5 separate regions of the Homo sapiens genome follow, and all the other regions are linked to region 5. Evidence: read pairs that join two places in POLR2A ChIA-PET (ENCODE). Cell type or tissue: MCF 10A. All regions are shown on one strand. Each heading gives the region's core, and the rest is flanking DNA. Links, peaks and the distances in the headings are about the cores only. Region 1 overlaps TGFBR3 (transforming growth factor beta receptor 3). Region 2 holds the start of LOC102723436 (a long non-coding RNA gene). Region 3 overlaps TGFBR3 (transforming growth factor beta receptor 3). Region 4 has its middle 4.6 kb from the start of TGFBR3. Region 5 overlaps TGFBR3 (transforming growth factor beta receptor 3).

Region 1 (5,979 bases), core at 449-5,448, 130 kb after region 5:
CATAATGGGAAGTCATTTTTATTTCTCCAACAGTGCGTCTCGTCCAGTCACTTCAGCCTGCTCAGAGCACAGACAATCTTTGCAAATCAGAAGTAGTCTTAAAGTCCCTCCTTGCAATTTTCAAACTGCCTGTAAAACAAATTTCAATAAGAAAACTTAATGAAGAAACTTCATAAACAAACAGACACTAAAATTAAACAGAGAATTTCTGAAAAGCGTAATGTAAGAAATTTATCTTAAAAGATGCAAAATAGCACTCAAGCAAACTAGACTGAGGGCAGTGACTATCTAATAAAGATTTTTATAGCAAATACTTTTGCAAATGACATATTTGTTATTGGCTTTTTTTTTTTTTTTTTGAGATAGAGTCTCTCTCTGTCGCCAAGCTGGAGCACAGTGGCGCAGTCTTGGCTCACTGCAACCTCCGCCTCCTGGGTTCAAGCGATTCTCCTGCCTCAGCCTCCCAAGTAGCTGGGATTACAGACATGCGCCACTACGCCTGGCTAATTTTTGTATTTTTAGTAGAGATGGGGTTTCACCATGTTGGCCAGGCTGGTCTTGAACTCCTGACCTCGTGATCTGCCCACCTCAGCCTCCCAAAGTGCTGGGATTACAGGCGTGAGCCACCACGCCCGGCCCTGTTTTTGACATTTTAAATCTTTGGTTTTATAGAGAATTTTCAGAACTACAGAAGAAAATCAAGGTGCACCTGAAATATAACACCACCAGTTAAGTTGTGGTACCAAAGTAATCAATGACACTTGATACATGCAACCCTAGTGCCAGCAAGAAAACAAAACCAGCACTGATTAGAGACTCAATCTAATGTTATAATAACAGGGTTATCACAAGGATCAAATTAAGTTGTGCTAGGAATCAATCTGAAAAAAATAAAGAAACATAAAAAGGCAAGGTTCTTATTTCAACTGTTTGCCAACATTTTAACAGGAAAAAAGTCTTCCCTGTCTCTCAGCCCATCTGAGACTATCTGGTTACTGGACTCAAGGATCTAGAAGGTTCTTTCTAAGCTTTTCCTATCCAGAGTCTTCAATGAGAGTTTTGTGGTGGTTTGCCTAACTTGAATATTCCTCACACGGCCCTAATGGTCACTGATTTAGACACTCCAAAGTATATTTCTCCAGCCCTCTATCCCTGAGCCTGGCACAACTCACAGAAGTTCAATTAACAAACATGTACTGAGCATTTACTATGCTCCAGGCATGGTTCCTTCTCATCAAGAATAAAAGTTATGGGTAAAAGTGCAAAGACCCTCCCTGATCTAAGCCCTGGAAAAGGCAGAATGGTGGCATTTCCGGGAGCCATCTCACACACCTGGGGGTTGTGGCCTTGTCATCCTCACTCAGGAAATATCACGCAACAGGAGTTGCCCATAGCTACCTTCAGAGACAAAGCCAATGTGGGCGCTTGTAGATAACAGTACAAAAAAAATTATTTTAAATGAGTTTTTAATTAAATGGTCTTAATTTATTGCATCAAGTGACAAAGAGAGATATTTAAAATGGCTCTTTGCAATTGTAACTTTACCTATGAGAACGGGGGAAATAGGGTGACTGCAGGACAGGGGTGGGAGGGAGCAGAAGCTTTTCACTGAATTCCCTTCTGGGTTTTGTATTAATACCATGTGCAAGTATTACCTATCCAGAAATAATAACAGTAAAGTTCCAATTTCAAAAAGAATTTCTTAGATATGTCTTGAAACTAAATTATTATATAGGCAGGAGGCCACTATGGTTCAATCTTGATATACGATAGTGATTAAAATCCTAGTATGAATAGCATACGGATTATGATAAAGATTAAAAATCTGCCTGGGTGTGAATCCACTCTGCCCCTTACCAAATGGTAATGTTAGGCAGCTTACTCTTCTTGAATGAACATATCCTGTGGTAGGAAATGTATGGTAGGCTGTTGTGAGGATTCAGTTAGTTAATATACATACACAATGCTTAGAACAGTCCCTAGCACGTAACAACCAACCAAATAAATGTTAGCTACAATTACTGTACTGTATCACTACTTGTCCATTCTCTTTGAGCTATTTATACCAATAAAGTGGAGAAATTAAGATATAGCTATTTATGTAATTCTTAGCTACTGTAAATCCAGTTCAATCTTTTGTTTACTGAAAAATAAACATTACAACAGTCAAAAGGAGATAAGCTAAAGAGTGGACTCACTAAAAGAACAAAATTACCAGTCAAGTTGAGGCATAAGTCATCAATGACACAACGGTCTTGTCTCAAAAGCTGACTAAATTATAGAGATAATTTGGGAGCCATTAAACTGACTTATTATCCCTCTAAGTCGAACATTTCTGTCACCATAATTCCACATCAACTCTGATCATATGGAAATCTTCTCCGTTAACTTAAAAATTCAACCACCACAAAGAGGATCTGTCTCTATTTTTTTCCCTTCGAAATATTAGATTCCCTAAATTAGTGAATTGGTTCACAAGAACTATAGTGCCTCCTGCCTATATAATAATTTTGATAAGGAAAAACCTCTCTGAAACAATATGCTATTTCAGCAAATGTTAAAGACAACTTTTATAAAGCAAATCCCTGTAAGGAGATCTCAGAAGAAGATGACTTCCCAGAGGATTTTATGAAGCACATAAACTGTAAGCGGCACGAGGCTTGTGGGAATATTTAATGAGCTTGCGTCACCCTGCCCACAGCTGCAGTGGGTCTGAGGGTCTGTGCTGCGTTAATCCAGGGGCTTAAGCCAGGTCTGAACAAACCTGTGGAAAAGAAAGGCAAATGGTTCCATTAAAAATATAGGCTGCAAATTGCTGACAAGAATATTGGGCAATTATTAAAATGCAGCAATTACAGATATAATAGAGCCAAGCTAAACAGTTTGATGCCCAAAGGCAAACCACAGCAAGTTTACACCGGATCTTAAAACATCTCTGAGGAAGTCCTGGACAAGTTGAAACTACACACTGCTGTTTGTAACAAAAAGGGAGCTTTTCTTCTTTTAGCTTAAAAGTCTCTCCATAATGTAACTGTTCAAAAAGAAAATAAACTGCAGAAGGTTTTTGTCTAATCTCCCCAGTGTGGTGAAAGATTCCCAAGGCAGAGGAGAAGCAAAAGGGAAGTGTGTCATTCTCATTCAGCTGAACTCCAGTTTTGGCCACAACTTGTACACCTCAGTGCCTTAACACCCGACTTAGGAATCAGTTCCCTGGAATGCTGGATGGACTGAAGGCTTCCGAAAAGTTGTAGCTTTGATAAAACTAACGAAATACAAACTCCTCTTTCTTCTGTGAGGTTCTACCACACTGACTGCAAACATCAGGGACTCCCAATCCTGACTTTTTGACCTCAAAGAATCTCTGGACTTTATGAACTAAATGCTTTCTTTAGAAATATGGGTTCTGGCTGGGCACAGTGGCTCATGCCTGTAATCCCAGCACTTTGGGAGGCCGAGCTGGGCAGAACACCTGAGGTCAGGAGTTCAAGACCAGCCTGGCCAACCTGGCGAAACTCCAGCTCAACCAAAAATACAAAAGTTAGCCAGGCGTGGTGGTACGTGCCTGTAATCCCAGCTACTCGGGAGGCTGAGGCAGGAGAATCACTTGAACCCAGGAGAGGGAAATTGCAATGAGCCGAGATTATGCCACTGCACTCCAGCCTGGACAACAGAGTGAGACTCCATCTCAAAAAAAAAAAAAAAAAGAAAAAAAGAAAGAAAGAAATATAGGTTCTGTCTATGGAGTAGCCATTCCTTTATTCCTTTACTTTCTTAATAAACTTGCTTTCACTTAAAAAAAAAAAAAAAGTAGAAATACCTAATGTAAATGATGAGTTAATGGTTTCAGCAAACCAACATGGCACATGTATACCTAATGTATACCTATGTAACAAACCTGCACATTGTGCACATGTACCCTAGAACTTAAAGTATTTATTTAAAAAAAAAGTAGAAATATAAATAGGGTACTCTGAGATCATGAAAGAGCAATTTGGAATAATAGTCATTTTCCCCACATTTCAAAGCAACATGTTCCATTTAAAAGGTAGGTGAACTTTGATGAACTGAAGAACACTTAGTATTCATCAATGAACATAAGAAAATTCTGAGAACTTGGCCGGGCGCGGTGGCTCACGCCTGTAATCCCAGCACTTTGGGAGGCCGAGGCGGGTGGATCACGAGGTCAGGAGATCGAGACCATCTTGGCTAACATGGTGAAACCCCGTTTCTACTTAAAATACAAAAAATTAGCCGGGCGCGGTGGCAGGCACCTGTAGTCCCAGCTACTCGGGAGGCTGAGACAGAAGAATGGCGTGAACCCAGGAGGCGGAGCTTGCAGTGAGCTGAGATCGCGCCACTGCACTCCAGCCTGGGTGACAGAGCGAGACTACGTCTCCCAAAAAAAAAAAAAAAAAGAAAATTCTTAGAACTTAATGGGTTTAAAAAAAAAGCAAACAAATGTGCTGCTAATTCTGCTAATTTCAGAGATCCCCTGGGTTTATTTCTGAGTCCATTAAACTGAGCATACTGCCCCACATGCCCTCATGACCCAACAGAGTGCACAGGTAAAGACCAAGATTAGCTGAAAAAATCCCATCCAAATGAATCCTCAAAACCATCACGTTCTAAACCAATATTCAAAAGGATCTGGTTGGGTACAATATTCCCTAAGGTGAGGAGAGAAATCTTGCTCTATCTAAGAGAAAAACTGTGGCAAAATGGATGTCTGGCAATAGGCTAAAAACCAGTAAGAAAAAATTAGTAGCTTCCCCTTAGATGGCTAACATGGCCTGGCTACATCCATGAGTTGATTCAGAATCAGAACTAAACTAATCCCCATCTTCAGATAGATTTGGCACAATGAGAGAAAAAGTCCTAGATTTGGATAAGAAATCTTCGGAATCACATCCAAGCACAACTGATATTCAATAAATATTACTGCTATATGCCAGGCACTGTTCAAGATGCCAGGGATATAGCAATGAAAAAAAGACGCCAAAAATCCTGCCCTCAGGGAGCTTATATCCGAGTAAAAATATCATTTACTACTTCTCACAAGACATTTAATTTCCTGAGTTTCTCCTTTCAACAAATCTTTATTGCTTACTCTGCTAAGCAGTGGCCAAGGAGACATGTTTTTTGCCCTTGTGGGCTTAAAAGCTGGTGAGATAAACAGACAATAATCACAAACATGTAACTACACGATATAATCAGAGCTCTAAAGGAAAAGTATACGCAACCTGAGGATAAGCGAAGATTTTAAAAGTCAGGTGATGAATGACACTGCAGGCAGAGGAAGCATTACAGGAGGGAGGAGAGCTGCAGAGCTGAAAGGGAAAGAGAAGAGGAATAAGTTCAAGGAGGGGTTTAAACAGGGAATAGCGTGATCAGATGGGATTACTAAAGATTTCCCTCACGCTGTACAGAGAACAGACTGAAGGGAGGCCAGACTGCCTGGACAATCAGTTGAGATTCTCACAGCATGTCAGACAAGAAAGGATGGAGGTTTAGATCAGAATGGAGCCTCAGTTTCCTCCTTTGTAAAGAGTGTAACAGACAAAACTTAGCTACATCACAGAGTTGTTGCAAGAATCAAATGAGATTGTGCATGTATAGTATTAAAACTATCATTTATCATTAGCAAGCTGTTTCTACCAAAGAGATTTATTATCCTGAGGTATCAGATTAATTAGTCCCAACATTCTGTGGCTGCCAGTGGCAGGAAAAGAAAGGAGGAAGATTACTCTGGAACCACCTGTACTGGTAGGCACGGGGGAAGCAGTACGCACAGATGGTACGAGGAGAGCAGAGAAGCCTGACTCCACTCTGCCTGTTCTGTGCCGGCTGCCTTCAGAGGCAAGGTGGGCTGTCCCTCCAGAGCAGGCCCACCCTCATTCCTGGCTGGGAGCATGATCAACAAATCTGGCCCCAGCAGCCTTGGTTTCCTTGGGGCCGAACTTCAGTCCGTCCTTAAGAGCC
Region 2 (5,979 bases), core at 262-5,261, 170 kb before region 5:
GGATCACTATGGGAGCCTCCTCACTGCCATGTGGTCTTTTGTTTGTTTTGTTTTGGCTGGAATGCACTGGCATGATCTTGGCTCACTGCAACCTCCACCTCTTGGGTTCAAGCAATCCTTGTGCCTCAGCCTCCCAAGCAGCTAGGACTACAGGCATGCACCACCACACCTGGATAATTTTTTATTTTTAGTGGAGACGGGGTTTCTCCATGTTGGCCAGGCTGGTCTCAAACTCCTGACCTCAGGTGATCCACCCACCTCGGCCTCCCAAAGTGCTGGGATTACAGGAGTGAGTCACCACACCTGGCCTGCCAGGTGGTGTTTACTCTCCTCCCTGGCACTCCCTTGAGGACCAAGTGGCTCACCTGTATTCCACATCAATGACATCCTTTCTGGAACAGCTTCGAACCTTTTAATGCCCCATGACCACATCTCCTGGTTATCATGTTGACCTCTTTTCCATGGAGTACTAGTCATCCTTGGCTTCAACATGGAGGTGGGGAAATTCCCCCAGAAGGGATACGATTGTCCTTTAGGCCACAAGACATGAAGTTTGGTCACAAAGTTAACAGTGGCAGTTATGCTTGCCTCTCCAGCATCGGTTCTCCCTTCCCTCAGTGCCTGTACTGATTGTCATTCAGGTATACACACTGCCCCAGGGCAGCCTTGACTTTGGGCAACATGTAGGTGAATATTCTGAAAACATTCACAGACAAATTTGAGTTCAGATCCTGGTTCCACCATGTAGTAAACGTGCCACCTGCACAAATTAATTGCCTGTTTCAGCCTCAGTTTCCTCATCTGTATGAAAGTATAGAGAAAAGGAAACTATCATGTAGAATTATGATATGGATTAGGAATAATATATTCTGTAAAGTGCTTGCTTTCTGGTATTATTATTAACAGTTATTAATCCCTTCGGAGGGGTTTGTATGCCAGGTTGCTTCTTGGCGTTATTTACAGTCAGCTGAGAGCAAATGGAATGTGGAAATGAACATTATGATGGCAGACAAGGCTAGGAAAAAATGCAGAGCAGAGCACAAGTTCTGGACAGCAGTCTGGAGTCTGGTGGTGCCAAAACTTGGCGGGGCACAGTGGCTCATGCCTGGGATTCCAGCACTTTGGGAGGCCGAGGCGGGAGGACTGCTTGAGCCCAGGAGTTTGAGACCAGCCTGGACAACATGACGAAACCTCATCTCTACAAAAAATTTAAAAATATGCCGGCTGTGCTGGTACATGCCTGTGGTCCCAGCTACTCAGAAGGCTGAGGTGAGAGGATTGCTTGAGCCTGGGGAGGTCGAGGCTGCAGTGAGCCATGTTTGTGCCACTGCACTCCAGCCTGGGCAACAGTGCAAGACTCTGTCTCAAAAAAAATTGGAGGCCGAGGCAGGCGGATCATGAGGTCAGGAGTTTGAGACCAGCCTGGCCAACATGGTAAAACCCAGTCTCTACTAAAAATACAAAATTAGCCAGGTGTGGTGGCACACACCTGTAGTCCCAGCTACTTGGGAGGCTGAGGCAGGAGAATCGCTTGTACCTGGGAGGCAGAGGTTGTGGTGAGCCAAGATTGTGCCACTGTACTCCAGCCTGGGTGATGGAGTGAGACTCCATCTCAAAAAAAAAAAAAAAAATAGCAGTACTAAAAATAGGCCTATTTCAATCCTAGTTTATTAATTAACTATAATCAACCTCCCAATAAATGAACCTCAGTGAGTTGGTTTTCAGTGGGTTGTAAGCCAAGACCAGTCCAAAGTGATCTCTGAGCTGGACCTCCCATGGCCTTATGCCAATTTCTGAAATATTGTCTCACTTATTTCCTACCAATATGCATCCATCACAAACTCAGATGATACAACTCATTTCTGGGTGTTTTCTTCTTAAAGCCTACAGGAACAATTATGGACAGTTTCAAATCATACAAATATCTACTATTTAGTGAGCACCTACTATATAGCTTTGAATCCTTATTCTGCTCTTGCAGGCTTCTTATCCCCATTCTACACCCAAGGAAGGAAACAGAAGCTCAGAGAGGTTAAGTGACTTACCCAAGGTCTCCCACCTAGTAAGTGGCTGGGCCAGGATTCAAAGCTAGGACTGTCTGACTTCTTTTTTACTTCGTCTTCTAAAGCTCCAGGCTAGAATGACTGACTTCTTTTTGATGATGCAAAGCTACCTCTTGATCCTATTACCCCATCAATAAGTGGGTGTGTGTGAGAGAGAGAGAGAGAGTGTGTGTGTGTGTGTGTGTGTGTGTGAGTGACAGAGAGAGAGAGAGAGGTGTCCTCTGGGCCTAGAACAGCTGGCAGGATCCTCTTTCACCTTATATACTGCTGGTGGAGCCAGGCAATGATTGAATGTGCAAAGTCACAGAGTAGGAAGCGGAGGTAGGTCACTCACAAAGGAGAGCCACAGGAAGGAAGGAAAGAAGGGAGGGAGAGAGGAAGGTCAAGAGGGAGGGAAGGAAGAGGAACGGAAGAAGGAAGGAAGAGAGAAAAGAAAAAAGGGAAGGCGTGAAAGCAGGAAACTGCTTTCTCCTGTCTTGTTAAGAGTGACTCAGAGGGACATTTCCAGAGGGCTGGCCAGTAAAGAGCAGCCTTTCCCCGTGAGGAGGGTGGAGAGCATGGCTGCTGGCGGAGCTCCATCACTCTCACTCACAAGGCATGTGCCCTCTGAGGAGGGTGTTGACAGCACCATTTTCACCTCAGAGGGAGAGGCGTTTCTGTTCACATGGAAGGGCACATGTGAGGGGTATTTGGTCAGGAATGCATTACAGACTCAAAGAAGAAGCTGGCATGCCCAAGAAGAGTCACTCCAACGTGGAGAAAATGCAACCAAGATGTTGGCTCAGATGCTCACAAGAGGCTGCCAGAGATGGTCTCAGAGTCCCCAGTTCTGAAGCACCCTCCAAGTACTCAAAGATCTGCATCACAAAGGCTGTATTAAGAAAGCACAGAAATTTTACAGTCAGAACATTTCTGTAAACACGTTGGTTTAATCCCAATTTTACAGCTCAGCTACTCTCTGTAACACACAATCCATAAAGCATTTACAATATTGTTCAAAATCTATACACTATTTACATTCCCTGCCCTCCGTGCAGGTACGGTGAATCGAGGAACTTGGCCAGAGTCCTGGAGAAACAGCTAAGACTCAAGAAACCACAAAAACTAGCAACAAGAACCCTGAATAAGACGTGTAAAGAACAGGGAGCCCCAAAGACAAGTCCTCCAAATCAGGAGGATCCGGTCACATGTGGGCAAACTCAGGGAGATAGGAGTCCTTGGTAGCCTCCTCCAAGTGACCAGATGGATGATCAGCCCTACCTCACAGCCCATGGTTTATGCGAATCTGTTTTTCTAATACTCCATCAAAAAGCACCTCCCTTTGGTTACTCAGTGAGGGGCATAAATGTCCATTGTGGGCTGATGCAGTGGCACGCGACTATAATCCCAGCTACTCAGGAGGTTGAGTGGGAGGACTGCTTGAGACTAGGAGTTTGAGTCCAGCCTGGGACACATAGTGAGACTCTGTCTCTGAAAAAAGAAGAAAAAATGTGGATTGCTTCTGGCCATTCAAATTTCTCCAGCAGTAACCTGGGCCCTGGGATATTTTCCCCAGTATGGTCCTTGGTCACTGCCCTGGGCCTGTTGACATGGCAACTACACCCAATACGGCTTTACAGGTCAGCCTCTGCCCACTCAGGGCAGGCTGCCCAAAAGGAGCCCAGGGCTGGCAGGATCTCTTGCCTGGCCCTCAAGTGAGTTCACCCCTCATAAGGGTAGACCCAGGTTCAGCGAGTCCTCAAGCCCATATAATTTCTGCCCTTTTAAAGAAAAGGAACACAAAATTACAAACTGAAAGTGAGGTACAGGGCCTGGGGAGAGGCCGGTACAAGAGAAAGGCCCCAAAGCGTAAGCCTACCTTTGAAATAAACCCACTTCTGCCTTTCCCTAAGCTCTGACCACCCAAGGAGGTCTTCAATGGCTCCTCTCAGGTGGCAGGAAGCCTCTGGGCCTGGCATGGCTGGCAGGATCCATGGCAGTAGGCTTCACCTAATTTCCTTGGCACACAGAGATGCTTAATTGTTGATTTTCAAGCTCAGAGTAGAAAGCAAAAAGATCAGGATGAGAGGTAAAACAAACTCAGCAATACCGAGGACTATTCATAGTTTGAAGAATTGGGTTAATCAATTCAAAAGTAATCATTTTAAAAAATCATTTTAGAAATTGTTATTATACAGAATATTTGCTGTTTTAAATGAACTTACGGGATATTGTTCACCAGCATATAGCATTTTACATTTATCGATTTTTGTTGTTTTTGCTGTTATTCTTCAATCCTGTAAATCCCTGGAGACCCAGCTCAACCACTGCCTTGGGACCCAACACCCTAAAAATGGATCTATTACTCAGCTACACACTGAACTCAGTAAAATGTTCTGCCTTTTGCCTCTACAGCAGCCTGGCTGCCAACGAGGACAAGTCTAAGGCAGGAAGTACATCTCACGTCCTGCTTAGATTTGATCCTTTGGCTGCTCAAGCTGCTGTGATATAATGAATAGAAGAAAGAGACATCTCAGAATCCATAGTGAATTAGACCAGTGAGCCAAGTAGCCATGTCAAGCAGGGACAAACAGCCCCCTGCCTCACAGGGGATGGAACCTATGTCTGCAAAGGTACAGGCAGCGCCTCAGACCGGAGTGGACCTCAAAAACAAGGGCTCCAACCCAGCAGCAAGACCTGGGTCCAAAAGAAAGTGTCCTTTGGATGCCACAGGCTTTGTTATTGGAAACCCCAGGCCAGAGAGGGAACTGAAACTGTTTAATTAGGGACATACCCGCGTGTCAGGAAACCAAGTGTGACCCTGGGAGGGGTAAAGTTCCGGTTGGGAGGAGACTTGGATGGGTAAGAGGAGGGCGGTGGGACAGGCAGACGCACCCAAGGGAAGGAAAGGACCGAGATAGGGCAGCCAGCTGCCCTTGGCTCCGAGTCCTGAGGAGGCAGCATCTCTTCTGTGCACAGACAGTTCTTTAAGGATTGAAGCTGGGCTGCCTCAACCCGCCCAGGAGAGCAAGGGCGACCAGGACCATCCCTCTGACTCCTTTTGACTGGAAGGCAACAAAAGTGTTTTCAGGAGGTTCTCTGCTCATATCAAATCTCCTCACTTTGGAAACTTCTTGCTGGCATTTCCTGGTTGCGTCTGCCTCTTCTCAACAGACTTGAAGGTCTCTGGGAGAACATGCCTTATCTAATTAATAATCGCTTCCTCTTATTGAACTCTTACTGTGTGCTAGGAATTGTCCCAGGTATTTTACCCTAAATTGTCTCACTTACTTCTCCCAATGCAATTTTTTACCTCATGAACTCAATGCTTAGATCCTAATTTATTTGCCTGAGATCTCATGGCTAGTTAGGTAGGTGTAACTAGCATGCGAGCCCAGAATGTCTGACTCCAAAGCCGTTTACTAAAGGTTTGTCAAATTCATTGAACTAGTTCCTACTGGATGTGAAAATAAGCATATAATCAACTCTTTTTAACTTTTATTTTAATTTCATGGGTATATGTGCAGATTTGTAAGTAAACTTGTGTCATGGGGGTTTGTTGTACAGATTATTTCATCACCCAGGTATTAAGCCCAGTACCCATGAGCTGTTTTTCCTGATCCTCTCCCAATAGACCCCAGTGTCTATTCTCCTCTATGTGTTCATGAGTTCTTATCATTTAGCTCCCACTTACAAGTGAGAACATGCAGTATTTGGTTTTCTGTTCCTGCATTAGTTTGCTATGGATAATGGCCTCCAGCTCCATCCATGTTCCTGCAAGGGACATGATCTCATTCTTTTTTACGGCTGCATAGTATTCCAGAATATAATCAGCTCTTGACTTGCAATTATTAAAAATAATTCCAAAGAAATTAATCCAAAATTCATCAATTTTTGACCCTGAAATATGTTTTTGTACATATGTTTAAATATGTGT
Region 3 (5,979 bases), core at 601-5,600, 110 kb after region 5:
GTCCCCCACTGGTCCTGATCCTCAGCACCGCCACCGTTCTTGAGCATTCATCTTTACCCTGTAACTTCCAGTTAAAGACCAAGTCACTGCCTCAAAAGAAAACAAGGTCTTTTCCATCCAGGTGCTCAGTTCAAATCCACCTGGCTCAGCCAACAGCTCCTCAGCCATCTCCCAAGGACATTCCCCAACCTGCTTTTTCTCCATTGGGAGCACAAAGCTAAACAGCAAATGCATTCTGCCCATAATAAGGTTGTTCTAGCTCTCTCTCCCCCTCTTTTCCTACACATATATATTGTCTAAATAAAGATTAACTTTTTGAAGACCTAACTACTATGTGCCATAAACTTCTGGCTGCTTTACAAGTATTTTATCCTCATCAAATCAAAGGAATAGGTATAATTAGCAGTATTGTATAGATAAGGCAACAAAAGCTCTGCAAACCACAAAACTGGGACTCAAATCTCCAAAACAAAACAAAACAAAAAGTTGGGGGGCAGGGAGAGCACTTCTTATCCACACCCTCTCCCAACTCCATCACTCCCATTGTACCACTGTGGTATTTCCACTGTACTGCTCTAAGTAAAACTTACGGAAAATAAAGAAACTGGGCATCAATAAAGTCTGTTTAACAGCAACATTATATTTCAGGATCAGATCTAATTTTTGTACCAAAAATATGCCTGAATAATAGAACTGCAACTTAAAAGACTGATTAAATATGTCCACCATGTGTTACGGACTGAATGTGTACCCCCCTAAAATTTGTATGTTAAAATCCTAACCCCAGTGTGATGGTATTGGGAGATGGGGCACGCTAACAGGTGGAGCAATTAGGTCATGAGGACAGCGCTCTCATGAATGGTATGAGTGTCTTAAAAGAGACTCCAGAGAACTCTCTAGTTTGTCTTTTTGAGGACTGTATCCATGTGAGGATACAATGAAAAGTCATCAGTCTGCAATTTGGAAAAGGCCCTTTCCAGAACCTAACCATGCTGGCATCTTGATCACAGACTTACAGCCTCCAGCACTGTGAGAAAAATACATTTCTGTTGTTTATAAGACATACAATCTATGTGTGACTTATATGTGACTTTGTTATAGCAGTCCAAACTAGGTAAGTACTATGGTAACATTTTCAAAGAATACTATTTCCAGTAGTTTCATTCATAATAAACGTGATCCTCTGGTTTATATGCATTATCTCATTTATAATCCTCACAAGAACACAACTGAGACAGGAACTACTGATACTTCAATTTTACAAATGAGGACACTGAGCCTGTGGTCACACAGCCTATGATCTGGACCTGAACCTGTGTGCCTGAATCCAAAACCCAAGGTCACAACTAGTGCACGATCCTGACTCTCTGACCTTTCATATGTCTCTGTCAAGACCACTCTTGACACTGTGGTGGAGAATTACTTTCCCTAAATAAAGGTGCAGCAACCCAACAAAGTTACTCTTCATCTTGATAAAGCCCTCAGGTATTACCCACATTCAGAGGGTAAAATCTCTACAAAATCCTTTTGTTACAAGTCCAAAATGAAAGTTCACTGGAGTGACTCTGTTCCAGCGAAACTCTGCTGGGAAAGCCCAACGGCCTGATGGAAAGGCACAACATCCAATCTTTGGGTTCCAAGACTGCCTCTAACTCTGACATTTAGTCCAAAGGAACAAGGATATTCATTTTACTACATCTCTTGCTCAGCAACACTAGCCTTCAGCCTTAAAGAACATATCTCACAGTACACACTGAGCTTTGAGTTCCTACAACTTAGAGCAAAGGCAGCCAGGCCGATAACTCACTTTAGCAATAGCCTTAGTTACACACCCCTGAGCTCACTCTCCAGGAAAGTCAGAGGGAGTATCAGTTTTCATCATTATTAATGAAGAGTAGATTGAAGAGGATAGCATTACAGCTCTAAAACAGAGGTTCTTAAACATAATTCTAATAAGACAGACATGATGAATCTTGTTCACATTTGGACACACTAGAGTCTTCAAAAGAAACTAGTGAAAACTACAAAAGCAGTGCTGAAAGAAATTAAGGAAAACCTAAACAAATGAATGGGTGTACCATGTTCATGAATAGCAAAACAGATACTACAGGCAACAAATTATGAGCACTTTTCATTCTATCACTTGTAATCCTAACTTCTCTTTCTCCCTTTGAAATATTTTTAAATGCAAATAACCATACTTATTTTAGAATAACCTTGAATTTAGTTTTATCTTTTTGAGGAAAATCATTTAAAGTCTTCAATTTAACTATCAGTTGTAATGTTATTCATGATATCTCACAACCTAACTGGGATATACAAGTAGGTCTTGTTATACAGAATTACCTCTCCAAAATAAAAGCATAATGAGACCTTTTAACCATAATAAAGCAGCAAAGAAAAATCATAGTCTTTTGTCAGTACAAAGGCTTTCATAATTCCTCATAGCTCTCAGATCTGTGTTTCTATCAACTCAAAAAGTTGGCTGGGAGTCATATGACAGAAAGGGTTAAAAATACTAAGCTGCTACTCTAGACCTGCTGGCTGAGGAGCAGGCAGGTTGCCCAGGGTTTCAGGATAGCCCGCCTCACACAGAGTAAACGTAGGGGATGCTGTACACCCAGGAATAAATTCCTCAACCAGTGCATACTCTCCTGAGGCATTCTTGTAAGCTTTTTCCAAGTTGAGTAATAAACAGAAATAATAGATTTTTGGGGGCCTTTCCTGAGTTCAGGGAGATCTGACAACATCACGAAATGTTTCGGCACAGTCCTCTGAAATTTTTCATTAGAATTCTTTTCTTCTGAATCATGTTAATAAAGTAAGATTTGGTCTGGGATTTGTACATAAGTACTTACTCACATGTTGCTCAAGCCCAAAAGGACAAGAAAAAGACGCTGAGGCCTGTCAACAGGAGGCAGGGCCAGGCTCAGGAACTGGAAGATTACTGGATGGATGTTTTCAAACAGAGCTACACACAGCTCCCTTATATAACACTCAATTGGCTTTTAGATAAGTCTGAAATATCCTTCTATACTTTGATCTTCAGCTGTCTCCGTTGCCTTCAGAGTCAACAGAAACTGGCACTTGGCTCCAAAAGCCTCAAATCTCTCTCATCTATAAGGGACAGGGACTTCTATTATTTGTCTACAATTTGTCAAGCTGAGTTAATTATAGGTGTTATCATTCTATATGTCAAATGTAGCAAAATAATGCAAACCTGTTTACCTGTTTCTTCCTTTCCTGCATGTAGTATACCCTGACCTTAAATTGGCATGCACTTGATTTCAAATGAAGATTTTTTTAAACAGCATCTTCCAACTGCAGTAGCAGTTGGAAAATTCACTTTTTGCTGACCTGGGCCACCTAAACAGAGGACATGAGGAACCTGACTTGTTTTATTTTAAGAAGAAAAAACTATTTAAAGCCCTGATCCTGGCTCCTTTGAACATTTAACACTTAAAACCTGAATTGTTACACTACAAACTAGAGTTCCTTTTCCTCTATTTAAGAAGAGGCCCTTGCGAAGAATTTATTTAGTTAATGAAAGTTAAACAATTGTGTTTCTCTCACAAAACAAAAATAAACAAAACCTCTTGAAGATGGTCTCTGGGCTCTCTAGGTCTGCAAGTGTCCATATGAGCTCCCTCACGGAGAGCCTAGAGCAGTACACTGGCAGTTTAGAAAACAATATAGCCACAAGCACTTCTCCAAAAAGAAAAGCAACTCCCCTCTTGGCCCAATTCCAAAACGCAATTGAGCCGGGTAAGGTCCAAGCTAATCTCTGTACCGTCTCTCTGCCAACTTTCTCCTGCAGGCATTAGGTTTTTCAGCATGGGCTTTGCAAATAATCTAACAATTAATTAGTGCTTTTGAATTCACCCCATACCATTAATGGAACACTGCCAGACAGCCTTTGATAGGGTATTTCTAGAGCTAATTAAGCTTGGCAAAACAGAGGACACAAACTTCCTGGCACTCACAAGGGCCAGGCTGAGACCTGGCAGGTGACAGACAGTAAAGTTGTCCTTACAGATAATCCTGGGGTGATGAAAATGGCAGGCTGCTTGGATCAGGCTCTCGGAGTCCTCTATAATATGCCAGACCCTACTCTCAAATTATATAACTATCAGGCTTTTCGCATTTGAGCTATTCTTTCACCCTGAAGACATTTTTTTTCTTCTGAGTGAAGATTTGATACTTAAAAGTTTGGTATTGCTTCTAGTCCACACCCCATCCTGTCACCCCCGAAAAGGGTTAGTTTAGAAAAAAACAAAAAGTTGTATACTAGGTTTTTTTTTACTATATCTTAAAATAAATCTCATCTCAAAATGTCCTTCTTCCAATCAAAGAGTCCTTGCATAATCCAAGATTTCTCACTCCTATAACCTCAGTCACGTGGGAAATCTATTTTTTTCACTATCTAATGTCACACAGAATTCCAGACTGCTCCACATGCATGGACAGCAACATAAACACATTTTTGGGAGGGCTAGAAAAAAGCTAGCAGGGGGGCAAAAAGAAAAAATATTGTTACATTCCTCAGGACTTTTCTGGTTCAATTTCAAAAGCAGAATGACCACCACCTGAGTCTTGCGGCGAGCTCCAGAGCTGTACATAGGTTGTACGCTGCCTCTCCAAAAACAGTGATGAGGCCAGAGAAAGCAAATCAGAAAACCTTATAAACTACTCAATGGCAGTGTAAACAAATAAAAGTTAGTTTAAAACACAACTTTTCAGGCACAGAGCTTAAATATTCTCAGTCTTATCCCCACTTATAATAAATGTGGTGTCAGGGTGCTTAATAAACATCAATTACAACTTACAGAAATTTTTCCCTTCTAAAAAATGTTAATTTTTTAAAAGCTCTAGACTGGAGTGTGATTATAAGAATAAAGTAGGGCCGGGCGCGGTGGCTCATGCCTGTAATCCCAGCACTTTGGGAGGATGAGGCAGGCAGATCACCTGAGGTTGGGAGTTCGAGACCAGCCTGAGCAACATGGAGAAACCCCATTCCTACTAAAAATACAAAATTAGCCAGGCGTGGTAGTGCATGCCTGTAATCCCAGCTACTCGGGAGGCTGAGGCAGGAGAATCGCTTGAACCCAGTAGGCGGAGGTTGCAGTGAGCCGAGATCACGCCATTGCACTCCAGCCTGGGCAACAAGAGCAAAACTCCATCTCAAAAAAAAAAAAAAAAAAAGAATAAAGTAGGAAGTCAATGGGGAAACCTGAGCTAGAAAATTAGAGCCCTGCTAGCAGAAATGAGGTATACCCAACTTTTAACTTTTAGTCCCTAACTCCAGAGCCACCCTCGCTAACCCACCTAAAGTCCCCCTTTTATCCACTCAGCCCATATCACCTCTCATTACCGAAGAGTCCCTTGGCCACAGGTTCCGGGACCAATGACCCCGCCCTCAGTGACCCAACACGAATCTCCTACCTTGGTCTACTAAGTCACAAGGCAAGAAATGAGACAAGGCAAAAGAGGCACATAAAAGGAAGAAATGGTGGGGGCGGGAAGAATTCCTTCTTTAACAACTGTTAGGATTATGTCAAGGTGTAGCCCCAGCTAATAAAGATGCACCTGGTTTCTGCAGGTGCACCACACTTACAGTCAGAGAGCTAAAGGCATCTGTGGAACTCACTGCCTCAAACCAACTTCCTCTCCAGCACATGGATCCCTCTGACCCAAACAAGTTTACCAAAGGTGTTCAAGGTAGCTGTTGTAAAGGCATGCTAAAATCAAGCTCCCTTTTATGGCACTAAGAAATTGTCTAGGTGTTTGCAGTTTCTGTGTTACAATTTGTGCATTGAGAAAACAGATGACCTATGCTGTCAAATGTGGTCCTCAGACTAACGGTATCAGCATCTTATGAGCCTGTTAAAAATCTACAGTCTTTGACCCATCAAGGCCTACTAAAACAGAATCTGCATTTTAACAAGATCCCTGGGTGATTCTCATGCATATAAGAAAGCA
Region 4 (5,979 bases), core at 457-5,456, 150 kb after region 5:
CAAAGGTCAAATGTCATCAGTCACCTGAATTACTGCAAAAATCTCCTCACTGAACCATTTTTTTCCTTACCAATATTCATTGAGCACTGACTATGGGAGAGCCCTGAGTCAGGCATTGGGAATACAAGTAGGCATAATATTCTGAAGGAATAAACAGTCCAGATGGAGCTAGCCTCTGCTTTTATAAAGTCTAAGTTTAAGGCCTTAAGATTTCTCCTAGACTCAAATTAAACAGTATTTGATATGGTTTGGCTGTGTCCCCACCCAAATCTCATCTCGAATTGTAAGTCCCACAATCCCCATGTGTCCTAGGAGGAACCCAATGGGAGGTAATTGAATCTTGGGGATGAGTTTTTCCTGTGCTGTTCTCATGATAGTGAATAAGTCTCACGAGATCTGATGGCTTTAAAAACAGGAGTCTCCGTGTACCAGCTCTCTCTGCCTGCTGCCATCCACGTGATATGTGACTTGCTCCTCCTTACCTTCTGCCATGATTGTGAGGTCTCCCCAGCCATGTGGAACTGTAAGTCCAATAAACCTTTCCTTTGTAAATTGCCCAGTCTCGGGTATGTCTTTATCAGCAGCATGAAAACAGACTAATACAGTATTTATGCCTTGTTAACAAGTTTTAGTTTCAAGTACAGATGTGAACACTTGAACTAGGTGTGAATATTTAATCCCACATTTAAATGCATCGGCCAGGTGAGGTGGCTCATGCCTATAATCTCAGCAATTTGGGAAGCCGAGGTGGGTGGATCACTTGAGGTCAGGAGTTCTAGACCAGCCTGACCAACATGGTGAAACCCCATCTCAACTAAAATACAAAAATTAGCCAGGCATGGTGGCGGGCACCTGTAATCCCAGCTACTTGGGAGGCTGAGGCAAGAGAATCGTTTGAACCCAGGAGGCAGAGGTTGCAGTGAGCTGAGATGGTGCCATTGCACTCTAGCCTGGACAAGAGCAACACTCTGTCTCAAAAAAATAAAATTAAATTAAATGTATCAATCATGTTAAGGCCTTCTAAATAAAATGGCCTGGTAGATAATTTAGGAGTGTCTTGTCTTTAAAGAGTGATGAAGTGACTGGTCCCCGTAGAGCCAGATTCACAACAGTAACCATCAACATCTGAGCCAGCGTGGGTACTGAATTCTTTTTTGTTTGTTTGTTTTTGTTTTGAGACAGAGTCTCGCTCTGCTGCCGAGGCTGGAGTGCAGTGGCGCAATCTCAGCTCACTGCAACCTCTGCCTCCTGGGCTCAAGCAATTCTCCTGCCTCAGCCTCCTGAGTAGCTGGGATTGACAAGCACGCACCACCATGCCTGGCTAATTTTTGTATTTTTAGTAGAGACGGGGTTTCATACCATGTTGGCCAGGCTGCTCTCGAACTCCTGACCTCAAGTGATCCACCCGCCTTGGCCTCCCAAACTGCTGAGATTACAGGCATGAGCCACTGCGCCTGGCCATGGGTACTAAATTCTATACATATAAACACATTTACTTCTCACAGCCCTCTAAGAATATGTATAAATGAGGCCGATATACATGCCTTTATACAAACTGAGATCTTGTCCACGATTCAATCTCACATCCACCGACCTCAAAACCTGTCCACGATTCAATCTCACATCCACCGACCTCAAAACCTAAGTCCTTAACCACCAGGTTCTTCTACCTGTCATCAGAAGCTTTATAGACTGGCAAAATAAAAGGGCTCTTTTTTTTAATTCTGAGCTATTTAGTTTCAGTAGATGATATGGAAAAACACAAGAAATTACATCAGTATTTACAAAATTAACAATGTCTACAGAGATGTTTTCTCTTTAAATCTTTACAATATGATATTAAAAGCAGAAATCCAGATACCTCAAGCATAGACGAAAGGTTTAAAATAAACTTGAATTTTTGGTTCCTGAGCAAAGCTCTATAAAAAAGGGTTCCCCTACCTCTTTTCTTTCTTTCTTTCTTTTTTGAGACGGAGTTTCCCTCTTGTTGCCCAGACTAGAGTGCAGCAGCGCGATCTCAGCTCACTGCAACCCCCACCCCCACCTCCCAGGTTCAAGTGATTCTCATGCCTCAGCCTCTCAAGTAGCTGGGATTACCAGCACCCACCACCATGCCTGGTTGATATTTGTATTTTCAGTAGAGACAGGGTTTTGCCATAACTCCTGACCTCAAGTGATCCACCCACCTTGGCCTCCCACAGTGTTGGGATTACAGGCGTGAGCTGCCGTGCCCAGTTGCCCAACCTCTTATTAATGGCAATATTAACTGATTTCTAAGGGAATGGATGCTCCCTTTCACTAATTTCTCATGGAGAACTGCATTCAAGCTACAGTATTTGTTACTGTAAGATACCAGCTTTCTTTTGGTCCAAAGTGGTTTCTTGGTCATTTGTTTGGAATTGTTTCAAACAGGATTGTAAGCAGGGGGGTGAAATTGAGGTGCATTACTTGCATTAAAAATGTTTGCCAGCAGAGTTTCAGTGATTTACTGAGGCTGTTTTTCATACAAGGAACCACCCCTCCTGTAGGTGTGGACTCACATGTTGACAGTGACTCAGATTTAGTGGCATGTCTCCAGATTCTGTTGATTAGCAGTTCACAGTCTGCTAATCAGACTTTCTTTAATCAGATAAAGTCTAAAAGACTTTATCATTAGAAAAATCATTTGGTTGTTTCTCTATAATCTTTTTTTTTTTTTTTTTTTTTTTTTTTGAGACACAGTTTCCGTCTTGTTGCCCAGGCCGGAGTGCAGTGGCGCCATCTTGGCTCACTGCAACCTCCACCTCCTGGGTTCAAGTGATTCTTCTGCCTCAGCTTCCCGAGTAGCTGGGACTAAAGGCACACGCCACCACGCCCTGCTAATTTTTGTATTTTTAGTAGAGACAAGGTTTCACCATATTGGCCAGGCTGGTCTCAAACTCCTGACCTCGTGATCCACCTGCCTCAGCCTCCCAAGGTGCTGGGATTACAGGCATGAGCTACTGTGCCCAGCTATTATCCTCATTTTACAGATTAGGAAATGATGCACAGAGAGGTTATGTAACTTGCCCAAGGTCACACAACCAGCAAGTGGCAGAGTCAGGTGGCCTGGCTACAGAATCCGTTCATGCTCTGAACCTCCACTTTGTGCTACAGGTGAAAGACACCTTCTACTCATAAAAAGAGAGTCTCATATTTCCTTTTTTTTTTTTGAAACGGAGTCTTGCACTGTCACCCAGGCTAGAGTGCAGTGGTGCAGTCTTGGTTCACTGCAACCTCTGCCTCCTGAGTTCAAGCGATTTTCCTGCCTCCACCTCCTAAGTAGCTGGGAATACAGGTGCCTACCACCACGCCTGGCTAATTTTTGTATTTTTAGTAGAGATGGGGTTTCACCATGTTGGCCAGGCTGGTCTCGAGCTCTGTGATCCAGCTGCCTCGGCCTCCCAAAGTGCTGGGATTACAGGTGTGAGTCACTGAGCCTGGTCTCTCTTTTTTTTTTTTTTAAGTTTACTTCAAAGGCTAAGTACAGTGGCTCAGGCCTGTAATCCCAGTACTTGGGAGGCCGAGGTGAATCACTTGAGCCCAGGATTTCGAGACCAGCCTAGGCAATGTGGTGAAACCCAGTCTCTACAAAAAATACAAAAATTAGCTAGGCGTGAGGGTATGTGCCTGTAGTCCCAGCTACTTGGGAGGCTGAGGTGGGAGGATCACTTGAGCCCGGTAGGTTGAGGCTGCAGTGAGCCGTGATCGTGCCACTGTACTCCAGCCTGGGCAACAGAACTGAGATCTGTCTCAAAGAAAAAAAAAAAAAACTCGATTCTTTAAAAACTTTCAAAAGATAAAAATGAAAGTTTGTTTAGAAGAACTATTACCCCACCACCACCACATAAAAATAGATTCCTTTCACTAATTTAAAGTTTGTCTAATACAGCCAACAGCTTGGAGGCAATTGCACAACTACTCTTAAGAATGTGTGACAGAACATGAACCAAATGTTCCAAAATTGTTGTGACAGGATGCTGATCTACAAACTACAGTATCTGCCCTTATTTTCTGCTCTGTTAACCTATTATCACAGACAGATTTACTACTTTATTTTTCAGATTCGCTCATAAAGACCCAGTTCATACTCGTTGGTGTTTTATTTCATCATAACCTAAGGCCATAATTTAAAGCCACATTTTCTATATCTATCTACGAGATTAGAATTTGGTTTTCGCTGATAAAATTGCAGCTGGCAAATTTCAATTAATGAGAAAAAATACAATCAGATGAACCTGTATGCAGAGCAGAGTCCAAAGCAGGCACTGGCTTCAGATCTGGGGAATTCCACAGAGATTTTGGACATAAAAATCCAAAGCAAATTTTCTCACAGTAACCGCAAGTTCCTGCAAACTCACCATTTCCTGTGACTGTGCAGAAGCCCCCAATGGAGGTTTCCACAGTACACCTTCAATTTCCCCCTCAGCAGGGATTCTGATGAAGCAGGAAACCTCACACCATTTCAAAGTGACAGTAAAACCCCCTGAGATCCCTGTGGTCTTAGCTCCTTAGGGTATGTGGCAGGACCTTGCTCTCCCAACAGCAGGGCTGGGATTCCAGAAGGAAAACTCCATCCTCAGCCCCACCTCCACAACACTCTGCAGAGAACTAGCCCCACCTCTTTTGTTTATCTGTTTTCTGTTTACTGGGTTTTGGTCTAGAGAAGAGAAAAAAAGAATCATGAATTATGTAATGTTATTTTGTGCTCAGGGGGACAAAAAAAGACAAGGGGCACCCGGAACATATATTAATGCCTGTAAATGTTTTGAATCTCAGCCCAAAATGAAAGTGTGCCAGAAACATAACTTTCTTATTTTTTAAAACTGAACTGAAGTTGCATTGTGAGTCCTTTAGTCAAATGAGGGTCTCCCTGAACCCTCTCTGTTCAGGGTTATACCTTGAACATTGAACAGAAATTAGTGAGGGCACCATCTCATCCTCGGATCATCATCTTATCTGTGCTTGATTGTTTCGTAATGAACATGTATCATTTTTACCAAGAGCCATGAGATGGTTATTCCCGAGATTTCAGAGTTTACTTGAAAGTAATACCAGTTTAGAGCTGAAAGAACTATATATGTGTATTACTATTCGTTTTGAGTTGCATCTGTGTGGTATTTCATCCAAAAAGTTCACAATACTTGCAAATATTAACCAAGGTAGCTTCAGGGAAATGCTTTATTCCTAAAGCCAACTGATCAAACATTTCCTTCCTAGTGCCTCTTGATACTCAGTTAACACACTAAAGAAAACAACCTCATTGACTTCATTTCAACAAGTAGAAGAAATGCTGAAAGTCTACTTCTAAAAATATCTAAATTTAAAAATTATTGCTGTTATTATTGGGTCTGTTATTATTACCCTTTATTGAGCACTTATTTTGTGGAAGGCCGTGTTGTAAGTTTGGGTTTATAAAATGTATTTTCTAACATATTTTGAAAATGGGCATATCCACATATTTGTCATAAAATTACCTGCTGTAACATTTCTTGAGTTTCTTTTAACATGTTGTCTAAGGAGAAAGAAGAGTTTCTTAACTTGTAACTATTTTTTTTTTTGAGACAGAGTTTTGCTCTGTCGCCAGGCTACAGTACAGTGGCGTGATCTCGGCCCACTACAACCTTCACCTCCCGGGTTCAAGCAATTCTTGTGCCTCAGCTCTCAAGTGGCTGGGATTACAGGCACGTACCACCATGCCCGGTTAATTGTTGTATTTTCTGTAGAGCAGGGTTTCACCATGTTGGCCAGGCTGGTCTTGAACTCCTGACCTCAAGTGATCTGCCCATCTCGGCCTCAAAGTGCTGGGATTACAGGTGTGAGCCACTGTGCCCAGCCCAACTTGTAACACATTCTTTAAGATTCAGGAATGAGTTAAATAGAAATTTGTTTTTATGTTGTATTTTTTATTTTAGTGACAATCTTAAAAAGCAATCTTTTATCCTGTTTTTTTTTTCCTGA
Region 5 (5,979 bases), core at 292-5,291:
CTGGGGCCAAATGACCCCTCAGGTCCCTTCCAGGTCCAACATTCTGTAATTCTGTGATTCCTTGCCCTAACCACCTGGTTTCAGAAAAGAAAACAATTGCCTGTCATAAATCAGTCATTAACTGAAGCCACATAAAATTTACCTTCCCCCACTTTAATATAAATGTTTCTTGCTATCTTGAGTTCGGTGAATGAAGTAACTGCTCCATACTCTTTTCGGGCCCAATTTAACAGATGTTCATTTCCATGGGGGAAGTTCCTTTCTTCTGTTTCTGCTGTCAAGGAGAAGTTTGCTGATGAAAACTGGACCACAGAACCCTCAGACACCTAGAGGAAAGAGAATTGCGTATTTAACATGGTGCAGTCACCGGAGCTGAATCATAATTAGAGAAAGTACTTCTCAAATCGAAGTGCTTGTAAATCGAACCTCTTCCCTTTGTTATACAAGCAGATCAGCGTTTTTAAGCAGCGGATTCAAGGAATAATCCCAAGCCTAGTCCTCCCAGACAAAGGCAAAACTACCAATGCAGGATGTCCCTCTGAACTCTGAAAGAACCTTGTGAGGACGGACTGCATTGCACATTGAGTAATCGTAAGAATTATCACTGCTATTTCCAAGAAATCTAAATCGAAGACCAATCTTACAATGAATGTATTTCAAGTCAAGTGGGAAGCCTTGATGAATGTTCTCGTGGGCTTATAAAAAGCTTCAGGATCAAGACAAGTGATCCCAAAGTCCTGCTAGCAACTGATCACGACTTTCAGGTCTTCCACAGTTGCAGCATCTGCCAACAGAGTCATCACAATAGGGAAACAGCGAGAGTCCTCTTGGTTTATGTTCACCTCAGCACTGAGATAAAAATGGCCAAAGGTTGCCAGCCTTTCTATCACATTGCTCTATTTCATAAGAGTGAGATGAATGTTTGTAACAGTTTATTGTGTAAGACCCCCAAATTCCCATAGATAATGAAGTCAAGAGGCTGTTAAACTGATCTAATAAAACTTTCAGGATGACGTATGCAAGTACCTCATTCTTGCTGAATGTATTTAGACCACTGCTGACCTAGCATATCATGGTATATGTGTAATTAACACATCCAAAGGAGGAAAATCATCATCTTGTTGCTGTGCTATAATCAAATTTAGTTGCTGGTGAAAATATGTATGCCATTTTTGTTGGCTAGCATTTATAAAATAACTGATTTTTTCAATGTCAGAGTGAAACCTCAAAATGTGGGCAAGAAGGCTCACAAATTCTCAGGTCATAGAACTATAAATGTCTTGTATTAAATTTCACATGAACCATTTATTCATAACGAAAAGCATGCAGTTTCTGAAGTAAGACTAAGAAGCAAGTCGAGGGCAGGGATTTTATTAGTGGTTCTATCACAGCAGCATTTTTAACACACACAAAATTATATTTTCCCAGCTACTGTGCTAGGCATTAATATTTTCTATACAATTATATAAACGTATCTTCTAAAAACGCTGGCAAAAAAAAGTACTTCAATTAATTGATTCCATGACCTACTAATGTTGCAAGCTGAAAACTAGAATCACCTGAAAAGTTTCTAGATATCCTGATGCCCGGGCCACACAGATGGTACAGAGCTACATGTTCCACTCTGGTTTTGTTTATAACTGGCATCAGGACATTCAGAAATGATCGTGACTACACTTGACAGCACTGATACGTAGTAAGTGTGCAGTCAGTGGTAGCTGTGTAGAACTACACAGGGCTCTGTGGAAGCCCTGAATTAATCACTAATAAACTCGGTGTAAACCAAAGCTACTCACAACAGCTACCACTGACTGCACACTTACTACGTATCAGTGCTGTCAAGTGTAGTCACGATCATTTCTGAATGTCCTGATGCCAGTTATAAACAAAACCAGAGGGGAACATGTAGCTCTAACCTTGTTTTGACGTCGCCTGAATAAGAAAAAAATCCTAGGTCATTTTCCTGCCAAAAAATAACCATGCCCACCTAAGTGTAACTTCTCTGAGGCTTAGCTACTCATCAACACTGAACTTCCAACAATGTTTATCTAATTTTTTGACTTTTGCACTGTAGTAAAATCTTCCTTTCACTTGTACTAAAAAGGCATTTTTATCAAGGCTGTCACCAAAACCCACAACAGTCCAGAGGCCTTTGTCCCACTGCCAGCACAGTTCTGAATGTTTAGACGAGAAACCCTGGATGTTCTGCTTCTTGTTTCTCATTCATGTTGTGGCCATAAACTACAGCAACCCTATATACATTATACACAGAGTACGTTTTTCAGAGCGGAAAGCGGGATGTCACACTGGTGCATTCCAGAGGCAAGAAAGCAAACAGCACAAATACAGAAGATATCAACGGCAACTCCGAATTGTGTCCTGAAGTAATTAAAGAGCGATGCCGTGATGAAGCTGGTGATGGGGCTGATTCGTGGAGGAGGAACAACTCCCTCTGCTCCCTCCAGGCATTGTTGTCCTCACGGGCCAGCAGCAATAAGCTTCATACACTCAGGGCTGAGGAATTTGGAACTGGAGTTAACTGCCACTCCTCAGGCACATTCCAATAAGAAGAAAGCAAAGCTGCAGTGAGGTGTCCCTGACTGCAGGTCAGTGGAAATTTTCAGCTTCAGCAAGGAGTGAGCTAGCACTCCCCTCCTGACTGCCAGCTCTCCTGACCCTGACAAGGCTACAGCTGAGTTTTAGAAGGTGTTGTTTTAGAAGGTATTGTTCAGATGTTATTTCCATCTGATTTGCGGAACTGTGAGGCAGGCTACGGTGACCTCTACAGCAGAAAAGCGGAAACCTCAGAGAGTCTAATGGCCTACCCAAGGCCAGAGAGTCATGCACCAGGCCCAGACCAGAACTTAAGACTTCTGACTCCTGGTCACAGCTGGCCTCTGCTTGCACCCTTCCAGAAAGAAGACCTCACTAGCTCCCAAGACAGCAGATTTCTGTTCTGTTAGATTCATTTTTTATACACTAGTCTGAGCCATGCCTACTAGAACAAAGAATTCCTTCGTCTTTCTTCCATGAGACAAGACTTCAGGTGTTTAAAGGTGTCATCTGACCTCAATCACATGTTTGCTTTTTCAGGGCAACACCCCTAGCTTCTTCAGTTCTGCCCCAGATACCCTGGTTGTCAGAGCGTCAACAGGATAGTCTCTGAAAGACGGTGTCGGGACAAGATTCAAGGTCTCCAGGTATGGTCTGAGAAGCATACTGTGATGGTTCATTTTATGTGTCAACTTGACTGGGCCACAGGTGCCCAGATATTTGGCCAAACATTATTCTGGGTATTTTGGTGAGGATGCATTTGGATGAGATTTAAATGTTAGTACATTGAGTAGGGCAGATTTCTCTCCCTGACATGTATGGGTTCATCCAATCAGTTGAAGGCCTGAATAGAACAAAAAGCTGACTCTCTCACAAGTAAGAATTCTACCTGATGGCTTTCAAACTGGAACATCAGCTCTTCCCGGTGCTACAGCAGCCTACAGGCCTTCGAACTGGAACTGGGGCACTGGCTCTGCAGATTTTGGACTTCTTAGCCTCTATAATTGCATGAGACAATTCCTATAATAAATCTCTTTCTCCATATATGTGAACACTGCATGAAGCATCCACATTAGCTTTGGCATCAGCTGAACCCTGCTATGATCTCATATTTACTAATTGATATAGTTTGCATATTTGTCCCCACCTAAATCTCATGTTGAATGGTAACCCCCAACGTTTCACATGGGGCCTGGTGGGAGGTGTTTGGATCATGGGGGCAGATCCCCCCATGAATGGCTTAGGCCATCCCCTTGGTAATAAGTGAACTCTCGTCTTGAGTTCACGTGAGATCTGCTCATTTAAAAGTGTGTGGCACCTCCCCCGACACACGTTCTCTCTCTTGCTCCTGCTTTTGCCATGTGTAAGTGCCTGCACCTGCTTCATCTTCCTCCATAAGTAAAAGCATCCTGAGGTCTCCCCAGAGGCAGATGTTGGTGCTATGCTTCCTGTACAGCTTGCAGAACCATGAGCCAATTAAACCTCTTTTCTTATAAATTGCCCAGTCTCAAGTATTTCTTTTTAGCAATGCAAGAACAGCCTAATAAACTAATCTATGCTTTAAACATAGAGCCAACAAAGATTTATGGAGTGCCTGCCTACTCCATTGTTCTCCATGCTGGAGACACAGTGGAGAGACACAGTGGAGAATATGACAGAAAAAATTCCCTGCCCTTATGGAGATTAAAGTCTAATAAGACAGCCAGAGGAGCACAATAAGGTCACTGAGAAGTTAAAGACCTAAAGGAGACGAAAGAACAAACCACACAAACATCAGGGCAAGGAGCATTCACAGTTGAGACGCAGCAAGTGTAAGGTCTGACATGGTGAAGGAAGACCAAGGAGGTCAGTGTGGCTGGACACAGGGCTGAGAGGAGGTTGGTAGGACACAGGGCTGAGGCAAGGTTGGTAGGACACAGGTCCCAGAGGAGACCAGTAGGCCCAACAGGACCTTGTAGACCGTTGTAAGGACTATTGAAACATCTACCAAATGTTTTCGCAGGATGGCTCTGGCTGCTATGTTGAGTCTAAGGGGAGACAAAAAGCAGGAGATCATTAGTAGACTTCCGGAATAATTCAGGTGAGAAACAGTGGTCACTCACACCAGGAAGGATGGTAGAGATGATGGTACCTAACCCCCCAAGGTCTTTTCACCAGTTCGAGGCTTTTCTATCCTATCCTTATACCCATAATTCTCCCAAAATAAATGCAAAGTCTTATAGTTATTCTTCAGACCCATATTTCAAGTCTGAAGAGACCATGTAAAAATCCTTATTTTATTAGCTATAAATAATTAAATTTTATAGCACACCTTCTGCACTTTCATCTAAATCCCTGAGAGGTTGACCAAGACAAGGCTGAAGTCTGTGACTCATACGTACACTCCCACACTAACCTGAGCACATTAGCAGTCCTTGCTGGGGTTCCAGGTTGTTCAGCCAACTACCAAGGGACCTCACAGAACCTTCCTCATCTTTGTAAGGGCATCATGCTACAACCCACCAAGAACCCTGCTGCATTAGTCCATTCTCACACTGCTATAAAAAAATACCTGGGACTGGGTAATTTACAAAGAAAAGAGGTTTAATTGGCTCATGGTTCCACAGGCTGTACAGGAAGCATGGCTGGGAGGCCTCAGGAAACTTACAATCATGGTGGAAGGTGAAGAGGAAGCAGGCGTGACTTATATGGCAGGAGCAGGAGGAAGAGAGGGAGTGGGTAGGTGCTACATACTTTTAAATAACCAGATCTCGTGGTAAATCACTCACTATGACGAGAACAGCACAAAAGAGGAAATCTTCCCATCCCCATGATCTAATCACCTCCTACTACCAGGCCCCACTTCCAACACTGGGGATTACAATTTATTTTATTTTATTTATTATTTTTTGAGATGGAGTCTTGCTCTTGTCACCCAGGCTGAAGTGCAATGGTGCGATCTCGGCTCACTGCAACCTCCACCTCCCAGGTTCAAGAGATTATTCTGCCTTAGCCTCCCGAGTAGCTGGGATTACAGGCGTGTGCCACCACATCCGGCTAATTTTTGTATTATTAGTAAAGACGGGTTTCACCATGTTGGCAAGGCTGGTCTCAAACTCCTGACCTCAGGTGATCCACCCACCTCGGCCTCCCAAAGTGCTGGGATTACAGGTGTAAGCCACCACACCCAGCTGGGATTACAATTTTTTTTTTTTTTTAGATGGAGTCTCGCTCTGTCGCCCAGGCTGGAGTGCAATGGCATGATCTTGGCTCATTGCAACCTCCACCTCACGGGTTCAATTGATTCTCCTGCCTCAGCCTCCCAAGTAGCTGGGATTACAGGCGTCCACCATCAGGCCCGGCTAATTTTTGTATTTTTAGTAGAGACAGGGTTTCACCAGGTTGTCCAGGCTGGTCTTGAACTCCTGACCTCAGGTGATCCACCTG

Evidence for each region. ChIA-PET counts read pairs that join two places held together with the same protein. Peaks named below come from ENCODE experiments on the same cell type or tissue, not always from the same donor. Only the 100,000 strongest peaks of a DNase experiment are listed, where the experiment ranks them.
Region 1: POLR2A ChIA-PET joins it to region 5 with 11 read pairs; 3 of 35 experiments call an interaction of 5 or more read pairs at or near these places.
Region 2: POLR2A ChIA-PET joins it to region 5 with 10 read pairs; 5 of 35 experiments call an interaction of 5 or more read pairs at or near these places.
Region 3: POLR2A ChIA-PET joins it to region 5 with 35 read pairs; 3 of 35 experiments call an interaction of 5 or more read pairs at or near these places.
Region 4: POLR2A ChIA-PET joins it to region 5 with 10 read pairs; 4 of 35 experiments call an interaction of 5 or more read pairs at or near these places.

Annotation. Positions count from the first base shown.
Region 1 is chr1:91,861,516-91,867,494 of GRCh38, forward strand. It overlaps TGFBR3 (transforming growth factor beta receptor 3), which reads right to left. Exons shown (of 17, transcript NM_003243.5): 2 at 1-129. The coding sequence starts at 16. Among named protein-coding and RNA genes, the nearest start is that of TGFBR3, 22 kb to the right of the region's middle. In MCF 10A, for the core only: no CTCF peak of the experiment used is centred there; a DNase peak (open chromatin) is centred at 3,006.
Region 2 is chr1:91,567,368-91,573,346 of GRCh38, forward strand. LOC102723436 (a long non-coding RNA gene) reads right to left here and starts at 2,146. Exons shown (of 5, transcript XR_007066219.1): 1 at 2,046-2,146; 2 at 366-801. In MCF 10A, for the core only: no CTCF peak of the experiment used is centred there; DNase peaks (open chromatin) are centred at 2,224 and 2,604.
Region 3 is chr1:91,842,421-91,848,399 of GRCh38, forward strand. All of the region lies in intron 2 of TGFBR3 (transforming growth factor beta receptor 3), which reads right to left. Among named protein-coding and RNA genes, the nearest start is that of TGFBR3, 41 kb to the right of the region's middle. In MCF 10A, for the core only: no CTCF peak of the experiment used is centred there; DNase peaks (open chromatin) are centred at 2,781 and 3,751.
Region 4 is chr1:91,887,725-91,893,703 of GRCh38, forward strand. It overlaps a transcript of TGFBR3 not described here. Among named protein-coding and RNA genes, the nearest start is that of TGFBR3, 4.6 kb to the left of the region's middle. In MCF 10A, for the core only: a CTCF peak has its summit at 2,742; DNase peaks (open chromatin) are centred at 2,537 and 3,527.
Region 5 is chr1:91,734,634-91,740,612 of GRCh38, forward strand. It overlaps TGFBR3 (transforming growth factor beta receptor 3), which reads right to left. Exons shown (of 17, transcript NM_003243.5): 5 at 143-326. Among named protein-coding and RNA genes, the nearest start is that of TGFBR3, 150 kb to the right of the region's middle. RefSeq lists an enhancer at 2,122-3,321. In MCF 10A, for the core only: no CTCF peak of the experiment used is centred there; a DNase peak (open chromatin) is centred at 2,508.